Linked DNA regions of Homo sapiens: all the other regions are linked to region 1. Evidence: chromatin contacts called from ENCODE Hi-C or POLR2A ChIA-PET data. All regions are on one chromosome and are shown on one strand. The core of a region is the stretch at or near the end of the contact, and the rest is flanking DNA. Distances in the headings are between cores, read along the strand shown.

What was found. Hi-C counts contacts between places; a loop is a spot of excess contacts on that map. ChIA-PET counts read pairs that join two places held with the same protein, here RNA polymerase II (POLR2A). Pooled maps may share reads with other maps.
Region 2: a pooled map shows a loop between it and region 1 (2.2-fold over the local background). The contact joins the promoter of DLST here to the enhancer-like site in region 1. A Hi-C loop is called at or near these places in 1 of 50 pooled maps. POLR2A ChIA-PET finds 5 or more read pairs at or near these places in 3 of 52 experiments (AG04450, BJ and WTC11).
Region 3: a loop to region 1 is called in a pooled map, with 2.0 times the contacts of the local background. The contact joins two enhancer-like sites. A Hi-C loop is called at or near these places in 5 of 168 maps with a recorded cell type or tissue (K562, gastrocnemius medialis, mucosa of descending colon and 2 more) and 2 of 50 pooled maps. POLR2A ChIA-PET finds 5 or more read pairs at or near these places in 4 of 52 experiments (CD8-positive, alpha-beta T cell, activated B cell, activated CD4-positive, alpha-beta T cell and 1 more).

The regions. Positions count from the first base shown.
Region 1 is chr14:75,158,009-75,162,009 of GRCh38, reverse strand. The region is part of intron 1 of TMED10 (transmembrane p24 trafficking protein 10); the gene reads left to right. Among named protein-coding and RNA genes, the nearest start is that of TMED10, 17 kb to the left of the region's middle. Within about 2 kb of position 2,614, at least 3 of the 41 ENCODE cell types and tissues checked have a DNase peak (open chromatin) inside an H3K27ac peak, as active enhancers do.
Region 2 is chr14:74,880,354-74,883,956 of GRCh38, reverse strand. DLST (dihydrolipoamide S-succinyltransferase) reads right to left here and starts at 2,041. Exons shown (of 15, transcript NM_001933.5): 1 at 1,941-2,041; 2 at 1,333-1,366. The coding sequence starts at 2,003. RefSeq lists silencers at 1,697-2,026, 1,883-2,109.
Region 3 is chr14:75,486,057-75,489,656 of GRCh38, reverse strand. No RefSeq gene overlaps it. Among named protein-coding and RNA genes, the nearest start is that of BATF, 35 kb to the left of the region's middle. Within about 2 kb of position 2,181, at least 4 of the 41 ENCODE cell types and tissues checked have a DNase peak (open chromatin) inside an H3K27ac peak, as active enhancers do.

The DNA.
Region 1 (4,001 bases), core at 1,365-3,864:
TTGTTTTTGAGCACTTCTTACTTTCTGGCACTATAAGATGCTCCAGGCTCATTTTGTACATTTCCTTCCTCAGTCTTAGGATCATTTCTCCAAGGAGCCCTGGTTGCTTTTATTGGAGAAGGGAATTAAGTCTGGGTGGATAGTGTTATTTTTAAGGCATCTTTTTCTGGTACCTTTTTTTTTTTTTTTAAATGCAGTTGTGCTAGCAAGTGGCCAAAAGTAGTCCCGTCCTTCCTGCAACTTTAGAGTAAGGGTGGAATTCTGTGAGCAGCAGGAGTGGGCTAGGATGGGGAGAAATGTAGTGCTTAGGGGCAGGGCAGAGAACCAGGTCTCACCTCTGCATTAGATCAGGTCATTCATTGTTAGGGAGGGTCACTAAAAGAACTCATTTGAACTGTACTTGTATCTTTAGCAAGATGATGGTTGAAAATGAAGAGTCTGTTAGTTACAGTCCTTTTACGAGGATCTTCCTGATAAATTGTTGTTCGTGGTTACTTCCAGGAAAATTGTCCCTTAGATAAATTTGTGAGCTTTCATCAGAAAACAAATGATGTCTCTTTAGTCTTTTAATTTTGGCTTCCAGAAAACTTAGAACCAAATTTATTTTACAGATATCATTTGCTCAATTTAGGTTCTTGATAAGACTTTTTTCTTCCCTCAGGTGAACTCTATTCCATTTTATTCCTAATTGCCTTATTGACCTAAGCTACTTATAGATCCTTTTGAAGTTTTATTTTGAATGTTTGGTAAAGGAATGAGAGCAGGCTTCAGTGGCAGGACCTGCTCAAAAATCTGTTTCCAGCCACTGCCTAGCACGGTCCAAGAAAATCCAATTTTAAATGAGTTTATCTTCCCAGTTACCTGTTTTCGCACTTCTCACAGGCTCAGTGTGAGTATTCACATATTCTTGACATCACCTACTCTGCATATAAAATTAACACTTTTTTTTCCTTCTCTTTTTTTCTTGAGATGGAGTCTAGCTTTGTCGCCTAGGCTGGAGTGCAGTGGCACAATCTCGGGTCACTGCAACCTCTGCCTCCCAGGTTCAAGTGATTCTCCTGCCTCAGCCTCCTGAGCAGCTGGGATTACACGCGCCTGCCACCATGCCCGGCTAATTTTTTATTTTTAGCAGAGACAGGGTTTTGCCATGTTGGTCAGGCTGGTCTCAAACTCCTGACCTCAAATGACGTGCCACCTTAGCCTCCCAAAGTGCTGGGATTACAGGCATGAGCCACCGTGCCCATCCCCCCTACTTTTTAAGTTGTGAACTTTGTTTTGCTTTTCTTCAGAAGGTGATATCTAGAAACAAATCTTTATTACTTCCTATTCCTTGATGTCATATGGGCAAATTTTATAGCTTGGTATTACCTTTGTTTAATTAAAGAACTTTATTATCACTATTATAAGTATTTATTGTTAAAAGGAAAGAAAAGAATCCTTTTAAGGTCTTGCTATTATAGTAGGTAAAAGTAGCAGTTATTGATTCACCAAGGTGGTTCTCTAGGACAATTTAAGAAGAAAAAAAAAACCTCTCACTTCTTGAGAAACCAGATGACCTTTTAAGGTGATCTGTAATTAGAACATTTTAATGAAAGGAAATTAAGCTATCATTTTATTTTTTTAGCCTATTAGACTTTGCTGGCTCTGGTTAGTCATTGAGTTTGGCCCAGTTTCCTATTCCCTAATTTTAGCTACCTGGTTTATGTAATGATATTGGGGTTGGGAGATGTGATTTTTGTTTTGTTTTGTTTTTCTTTAAGACTAATGACTTGGCTCCTAAATAACTACAAAGTTATATGAACTAGATAGGAAACCTACTGATTTTCAGAAAAATCGTGAGATGTTTTAGAATGCCCAAACAGGCCATATGAGTGAGCCCCACCTGAAAGTTCAGTTGTCAGGTTGCCTGCCTGGATTTCCAAATATCCAGATAAATTCCCTCATGTAGTTGTGTCATCTGAAGGTTATAGGGAGTGTAGACATGTGGAGGCCTTGGGCGAACTTCCAGCATCATCACACACTATTTCTGGGAGGTAAATTTCATGTTGATAAAAGGTGCAGGCTGCAGTGGCGGGCCCTTTGCCTTCAGCCTCTTGAAATGAATTTCAGTTTTTGCCTTAAAATGAGTCTTTAATAATCTTCGGATGTCATAGAGAGAAGAGACAATGCAAATGGTTCTTCTGTGATTGCAGTTCCTCAGTACAATGTGGTAGAGGACAATTTAAATAGTATTTACCCCTTTGGAGTACCAGCTGGAGATGTGATTTTCCTGAAGTCTTTCAGAAAAACATAGCAGATTTCTTAATTCATTTTGTAAGGTACTTTTAGCAATGACTTAAGAATTTTATGACGTGCATTTAAGCTCCTTTATGATGTAGAGAGACTCCTCTCCTTAAGTTAAAATAAAAAAAAGTTTTTGAAGGACACTGTTCATATCTTGGAGGAAAATTAAGAGATTATAATCTCTTCTTCCAGGAAATAAGGTGGTTGGGCAAATGTGTGCAAATCCTGCAAACACTGTTAAATTCAGTTGTTTGTCCTAGGCCAATGACTTAGTCTCTTTCCTTGCCTTAGCATGGAGATGATGAAATCTGTGATGACTCTTTTCAGTACTTTCACCTTGATGCTTATTCCAGGCTGTCCTCTACCAGTTTCACTTACATTTAGACATTTTCAGCAACCTGTAATTATTAGCCTTCTTCCTTCAGAATTAAGCCAATGCAATGAGCAAATCTGGAAAGTTATGTTACCCAAGTTCAATGTTGTCTGCAACTTTATTCTTAGGAGGAAAGTCCAAATCCAAATTAGGGTCTCTAGATTGGCTTGGAATGTGAAAAATCTGTTATTCCTGCTGTCTACCTTTTTGAACTTCTTCTTTGCTCTTAAATTTTGTCTTTATGCTTTATAAAGTGAGAATCTTGGGGAAGTGAGTATCTTTGTGGGTCAACTGATTCTGAAGAAAGGAAGAGAGGCATCACACTGATGACTACACATTACTTTGTGATTTGGTTAGTTCTCAGACCTTTTTGACTGATATGTGTGTATCCAGGGTTCTAAGGTATTTATTTATTTATTTATTTATTTTGAAACGGAATTTCACTCTTGTTGCCCAGGCTAGAGCGCAATGGTGCGATCGCGACTCACCACAACCTCCATCTCCCGGGTTCAAGTGATTCTCCTGCCTCAGCCTCCTCAGTAGCTGGGATTACAGGCATGCGCCACCATGCCTGGCTAATTTTGTATTTTTAGTAGAGATGGGGTTTCTCCATGTTAGTCAGGCTGGTCTCGAACTCCCGACCTCAGGTGATCTGCCCGCCTCGGCCTCCCAAAGTGCTGGGATTACAGGCATGAGCCACCACACCCGGCCCTCTGAAGTACTTTTTGGCTGGGCACGGTGGCTCATGCCTGTAATTTCAGCATTTGGGAGGCCAAGGTGGGAGGATCACTTGAGCTCAAGAGTTCGAGACCAGCCTGGGCAACATAGGGAGACCCTGTCTCTACAAAAAATAAGACAATTAGTCGGGTGTAGTGGTGCACACCTGTAGTCCCAGCTACGCGGAAGACTGAGGCAGAAGGATGGCTTGAGCCTACGAGGTTGAGGCTGCAGTAAGCTGTGATTGTGCAGCTGCACTCCAGCCTGGGCAACAGTGAGGCCCCCTCTCAAAAATAAATAAAAATAAAGTAGTCCTTTTTTATGCTGCTTCTTTCAGTTTATGATTCAGAAAAATTATCACACAAACAAGAGGCCTTTAAGAATCTTCAAGGCTAAATTTCCCTTGATTGTTTAGCTGATGCTAACTTCAAGGTCTTTACCTTGTGGCTGCCTGCTGATCTCTCTAAGGTGGAGAATGCAGACTGATCAGTGCTGTGTTAACACTTGAGAGGACTCTCAACTCTGATTTGCACTGATGCAAAGATTCTATTAGTCTTTCTTGGCCACTGTACATTCCTCTTTTTTCAGACATTCCTTTTGGGGGAAGGCAGCATGGGATGCAGAAAGA
Region 2 (3,603 bases), core at 792-3,291, 280 kb after region 1:
ATAAATGTATATTTGCTCTCTCTCTCCAGCTAGCCCATAAAATCTCGAGGCTAGAGTCTATCTATACCCCTGTTACCTAGAACAGTGGCTGGCATATAGTAAGCACTCAATAAATGATCTGTTGAGTCCATGAGTAAATGAGAACATGGTGGGTTAAGAGTTCAGGATGGGTCAGGTAGACCTGGCTTATCAACAGCTGGGTGGGTGACCATGGCCAAGGCTTTTAAGCTCTCTTGTCTTGGGTTATGCATTTGTAAAATAGAGAAAATACTTTTTACTGTTTTGAGATGATTAACTAAAAAATTCACAGAAAGCACTCATATAAATGCTTGGCACAAAGAAAGCCCACAACAAGGTCAACTCATTCAACAAATACTTAGGCTAGGCATATAACAGAAAAAAAGCTATGGATGACACTTTTTTCTTTTTAACTGCTAGGATAAAATCTAAACTCCTTCAGTCTCTATACCATCTTCTATCTCTTGCCACTCTCTCCCTTAACCAAAATACTCCGGCCAAATCACCTTTTTTCCAGCTCTTAAGTTCTGCCAACCTCTTTTCTTCCTCAGGGTCTTTGTGAATGCCATTCTCTTTCTCCTGGGCTTCACTGGGTTAGCTCCGTCACATTCTGCTAGCCATAACTTTTTTTTTTTTTTTTTTTTGAGATGGAGTCTCGCTCTGTCGCCCAGGCTGGAGTGCAGTGGCGCGAACTCGGCTCACTGCAAGCTCCGCCTCCCGGCTTCACGCCATTCTCGTGCCTCAGCCTCCCGAGGAGCTGGGACTACAGGCGCCTGCCACCACGCCCGGCTAATTTTTTGTATTTTTTAGTAGAGATGGGGTTTCACCGTGTTAACCAGGATGGTCTCGATCTCCTGACCTCGTGATCCGCCCGCCTCAGCCTCCCAGAGTGCTGGGATTACAGGCGTCAGCCACCGCGCCCGGCCATGGCCATAACTTTTAAGTCACCTCCTCAAAAAGGGCTCTTCTGTCCACCCTCGTTTCCTTCTCAGCAGTTACAAAAATTTGCCTTTGTTGGCTTGTTTAGCAACTGACACTATCCAACTAGCCTAGGAGCTCCACGAGGGCAAGAACTGTACACTTCTGTATCCACTCCTGTATCCCTAGCGTCTAGCACAGTGCCTAACACAGTAGAAACTCAACTACGAGCTAAATGAATAAGCGATAGCTCGTGATTATGTAGCATTGCGTCTCACTACTCTCTGAACCAAACTGTCTTTAAATATTATGAGAAACACAGGCACCCCCGAGTTCCTCACATACTGCTCTGCCCAGGAGGAGAGCATTTTAGGTGACGGTAAGGGCAGAACTTACCAGGCAGGGAACGTCTCCCTAGAGGGCAGTTCCCCTGTTGAGAAAGAAGACATTATCGACGTCACCCAAGATGAAAAAAAAACCCAGCTTTTTCTTTTAAGTACACGCTCAAAGCTGTCCCAGTGGTGGTGACAGGTGAATCTCGTAACTCCGAAGGTAAATGCAACACACCGTGCTGGCAGACCCAATCAACACGCTGGGCCTGCCAAACTATCTCAACTTCCCAACGGGACTCATTAATACCCACTGATTTTAACAGAGCAAGACGAGACGGGCGCCGAATCCCGCCGGAGGACTCCGCCGCGCCTCCTCCCTAACTCTGAGTCAAGTATCTGGACGGGCGCGGCTCCCCAGCTCCCGCGCGGAGGGTGGGGTACAGCAGGAAACGTTCCCCGCAGGCTGCCTGGAGAAGGCAGGGGGCCGCTGGGCTCCGCAAAACGGTCCCGAGGGCAACCACGGCCCCGGGCCGCCCAGCCCGCGCGGCCTCCGCGTCCCAGTGCCCTTGGTGCCCGGCCCGGCCGGCGCGCCGCGCCCCTGCCTTCCAGGCCGCCTCTCTGCCCGCCAACAGACTCCTCACCCGTCGGGGCCCCGGCTCGGCCAGACCGTACCTTCTGGAAGGCGGAGAGCGAGCGGCTGAACGCCCGAGACACACAGCGGGATCGGGACAGCATCACGGCGGAGGAGCCGAGGGCGGGCGGACACCGGATATAGGGCCGGACAACAACCGGAAGTGGGGCGGGCCGCAGTACCCGCCGCCCGACGAGGGGTGTTCGGAGCGAACCACTGGCAGGGGGTGGGCGCACGGCGGCGCCCAGTATCCCGGCTGCAGCGCAGGAGTCCCGCTCTCTGGAGCAGGCAACCCTAAGGCGCTCTTGGGGCCCTCCGCACTGCCTGTCAGCCTGAGGTGGTTCTCCTGAAGGTGTATACGACTGTCCCGCCACCACATTGCCCCCGGGGTCAGGCCTTCCCCTACCCTTCCACAGAACTGGCTCTGAGCTTGGCGCCCTTCTCTCTTGGGACCCGAGGGCACCGCGCCGTTCCGCCTCTGTACCTTGGGAAGAGAGCAAAAGAGGGGCACGGACATTGAACTGAAACCTTGGCAGACATGCATGCCTGATCTTACACTTGTGTGGCCTGGGGCAGATGACATTGCCCCCCACCCCCAGTCTCAGGTCCCTTAACTATTAAAAAAAAAAAAAAAGGCACTTGTTACTTCCCTGTCTTCCTAACCCCGAGTCAAAGAAACAGAATCCCAGGAATTTCTAAATCCCATTGCCTTTTTACGAGTCGGATATCTTCACCAACTATAGCCTTATTTCTCAACAGCTTCTGATCTCCCCCCAACGCAAATTCCAGCCAAACTAATTGTTCCCCATACATCTTGTGCATTTTGGAAGTTGTTCGTTTGTCACCCTATCCCTAGAATATAAACTCCCAGCTGTTTTTTTAAGAAACAAGGTCATAGTTCACTGGAGCCTCGACACTCTGGGCTCAAGCGATCCCTCTGCCTCAGCCTCTGGAGTAGCTGGGACTACAGGTGCCACCATGCCAGGCTGACCTCCCCACTTTGAGTGTGCCATTCTTCCCGCTGACTTGAAGTGAAAGCATATAGCATCCCCTTCCCCTCCTTAAGTATTCAGGCCCCTTGAGTATTCACCTTTAAGGCTCACCTTCCTAATGAAAAAGATGTGCTTTAAACCTCTGGCTGAATTAGTAACACATAAATGTATGAATGAATGAATGAACCACTTGGTGCCGTTCATGATGATTTCTTTATCTGAGGCATTTTGCCTGGCCCTCAGGACCTTTATTTTTTATTTTTCTAATTAATTTATGTTTTAATATAAATTGAGACGGGGTCTCACTATGTTGCCCAGGCTGGCCTCAAATTCCATCAGGACCTTTACAGTGCCTTCACTCACCTGAACCCTGAAAGCACTGCCACTGAAATTCTGGAAGGATGGGCCAAAGTCCTAACTAGAAATAGAGAAAACAGCTCTGCCCTGCTGCTACCCACAATTAACTCCTCAGTAGCTTTCACCTGAATTATTTGAAAAGCTCCCTAAGCAGTTCTAAGCCTCCGCTCTCGCTTTCTCTAGCCCATCATCCTTTATATCTGTGTCAAAGATCCTTCTGAGCCTGGTGTGGTAGCTCACGCCTGTAATCCCATCACTTTGGGAGGATGAGGTGGGTGGATCACTTGAGATCAGGAGTTCAAGACCAGCCTGGCCAACATGGTGAAACCCCATCTCTACTAAAAATACAGAAATT
Region 3 (3,600 bases), core at 932-3,431, 330 kb before region 1:
AACCAAAGACTGATCCTCAATCAACAGTGAGAAATCAGCAGGTGAACGCGCCCTGGGTCCCCTCCAGCAATGACACTGCAGCTCTCTCTGGCTGTGAAATGGAGGCTGAGTGGTTTGGGTTTTTAAAAGAATGACTTTTCCATCAGAGCTTTAAAGAGGCTTACACTGGAGCCACCTCATTTAGAAGTTTTCTTTTAAACTTTTTTTTAGTTAGTTTGTTTGTTTATTTATTTATTTTGAGACGGAGTCTCCCTCTGTCGCCCAGGCTGGAGTGCAGTGGCGGGATCTCGGCTCACTGCAAGCTCCGCCTCCCGGGTTCTCGCCATTCTCCTGCCTCAGCCTCCCGGGTAGCTGGGACTATAGGCGCCCGCCACCAAGCCCGGCTAATTTTTGGTATTTTTAGTAGAGACGGGGTTTCACCGTGTTAGTCAGGATGGTCTCCATCTCCTGACCTTGTGATACGCCCGCCTCGGCCTCCCAAAGTGCTGGGATTACAGGCGTGAGCCACCGCGCCCGGCCCTTTTCTTTTTTTTTTAAGTTTAAAAGGATTCTCTATCTCAGAAAAATGAAACAAAACGAAAACAGTTCTAAGAAATTGGGCCTCAGAGGGCAAACCTAAAGAAGAAACTGCTCCACAAGAAAGGGGCTGGACTTGGACTTGCCGAGCTTCCAAATGACCAGCAGAGGGCAGCAAAGACGCTGCCCAGAGAAGGCTGACGCCCCAGGATCTTCCTAGAATCATCCTCGAAGGAAGGGCTTTGTCCGTCACTCGGAGCATCCCCTAGACTTGGAGTCTCAGCTATTTAAAAAAGAATGGGCTTTGGGCTTGTTCTTCAGCTCATGTAGCTAATGCACAGGAACTTTGGAAAATTTGGGAGGTCTGGAAATATGTGAGTCAAATAATTATAATCCTGCCATCCAGAGAGAACTGCTGTTAATATTTTAATGAATATCCTTCTGGACAGATGTAGAAATGGATGGAAATTTAGATTATACATATACATATACATATACATATACATATACATATACATATACATATACATATACATATACATATACTTTTTTTGATTTCCTGAAACTGACATCAGTCAGTATATACGAATTGGTGGTCTGCCAGCAGGCTGGACGCAGTAGCTCACGCCTGTAATCCCAGCACTTTGGAAGGCCGAGGTGGGCAGATCATGAGGTCAGGAGTTTGAGAGCAGCCTGGCCAACATAGTGAAACCCTGTCTCTACTAAAGATACAAAAAATTAGCCGGGCATGGTGGTGCACGCCTGTAATCCCAGCTACTCAGGAGGCTGAGGCAGGAGAATCGCTTGAACCTGGGAGGTGGAGGTTGCAGTGAGCCAAGATCGCGCCATTGCACTCCAGCCTGGGTGACAGAGCAAGACTGTCTCAAAACAACAACAACAACAACAACAAAAACCCAACAGCAAAAAAAAGTATAGCCATATATATCTGCATGCATATATGGCTATATTTTTTGCCCTAGTGTCTCTCACTTGGGCAAGTCCCAAGTGAGACTTGGAGGACCAGCCTCTACTGCACCCAGCACAGGGGTGAGGAGCCGGCACAGCGAAGGGTGGGCGGGCAAGACCAGTGTCCTCTGGTGCCAGTGGTCATTCTGCTGATATATATCTGCATGCATATATGGCTATATTTTTTGCCCTAGTGTCTCTCACTTGGGCAAGTCCCAAGTGAGACTTGGAGGACCAGCCTCTACTGCACCCAGCACAGGGGTGAGGAGCCGGCACAGCGAAGGGTGGGCGGGCAAGACCAGTGTCCTCTGGTGCCAGTGGTCATTCTGCTGGTATATATCTGCATGCATATATGGCTATATTTTTTGCCCTAGTGTCTCTCACTTGGGCAAGTCCCAAGTGAGACTTGGAGGACCAGCCTCTACTGCACCCAGCACAGGGGTGAGGAGCCGGCACAGCGAAGGGTGGGCGGGCAAGACCAGTGTCCTCTGGTGCCAGTGGTCATTCTGCTGGCTCTCTTCATAGCCTGGGGCTAAGCTTTCTGCAGTCTTAGGGAGAGGAAGTCGTGGAGCTTTCTAGCTCAAAAATATTCTGCTGCATGAGCAGGTGCTCTGAGTTCGTTGAATTTCATCAAAATGAGTCATATCAAAGGTGTGAAAGAGTGGCAGGGTTTAAGGAGTTACCACATCCTGGTTCCACATGGTACATCATCCTTTAACTCCAGACAGAGGCACTACTCATTGGGAATTCAGGCTGCAGCAATGGGCATGGTGTTTTCTCTCCAAATGCAAAGACTTCGAACATTTCTTTGTCTTTGGATGTGGCCACCTATTCCCAGAGAAAAACATCAGCGTTCTTACTCTGCAACCCCTTTGCTCGTTGTTAAATGAGCTTCAAACCTAAAAAAAAAAAACAACCCACTGAAAGTGCAGCGATGCCTGAATTGAGTTTTAAATGAGACACAGGTGTTGACTAGGTGAAGCGATGGGGACATCCCACTACCCAGAATTATAAGCAACTCTTGTTTCTCCACACAAATAGATGGGCCACCGCTGATTTCCTAAGGGAATTCTTTGTCCTTGCTTTGGAGTGAGATAAATCCGGCTTTGAATATCAACTCCACTACATCCTTATTTTGTCCTTGGGCAAGTCACATAACCCTGGGCATTCCAAGGTAGAGCCAAGATTAAAATGTTGGAAGCGTTTAGAAGGAAGTAAGAGCTGTTCAGTCTGGCTGGAGCAGAGAATGAGAGGGGCCAGAGCAAGACGGGGCAGGGACGCCGCACTAGGGAAGCCCACCAGAAGCTGCCGCCGGATCTTAAGCAAGGGTTAAATCCTATGATGACAGATGATGTTTTTCCAGTCTCTCAAGAGTTATAGCAAAAACCAACAACATGCATTGAAGGTTGTATGTATTTTACACATATGAAACTACACATATAGTCCATTGGCAGCATTGTGTCCTATTCGGGTGACCATTATTGGCTCCCATAGGCAGTTTGGCAGGCTTCCTACCCAACCCCACTCTGCATCCCAGTTGCACACATGAGATAATTCCAGTGAGGGTTGTCCCCACCCTCTTAAATGTGTTGTGGTCACATTCACAGCTCAGATGGTCTTTCTTTCTTTCTTTCTTTCTTTCTTTTCTTTTCTTTTTCTTTCTTTCCTTCCTTCCTTCCTACCTTCCTTTCTTTTTTCTTTCTTTTTTCTTTCTTTCTCTCCTTCCTATCTTTCTTTCTTCCTTCTTTCCTCTTTGTTTCTTTCTTCCTTTCCTCCTTTCTCTCTCTTTCTTTTTCTTCCTTCATTCCTTCCTTCCTTCCTTCTTTCTTTCTTCCTTTCCTCCTTTCTCTTTCTCTCTCTTTCTCTCTCTCTCTTTCTTTCTTTCTTTCTTTCTTTCTTTCTTTCTTTCTTTCTTTCTTTCTTTCTTTCTTTCTTTCTTTCTTTCTTTCTTTTTCTTTCCTCTAGATAGAGTTTCACTCTTGTTGCCCAGGCTGGAATGCAATGGTGCAATCTCAGTTCACTGCAACCCCTGCCTCCTGGGTTCAAGTGATTCTCCTGCCTCAGCCTCCTAAGTAGCTGAGATAACAGGTGCGTGCCACCACGCCTGGCTAATTTTGT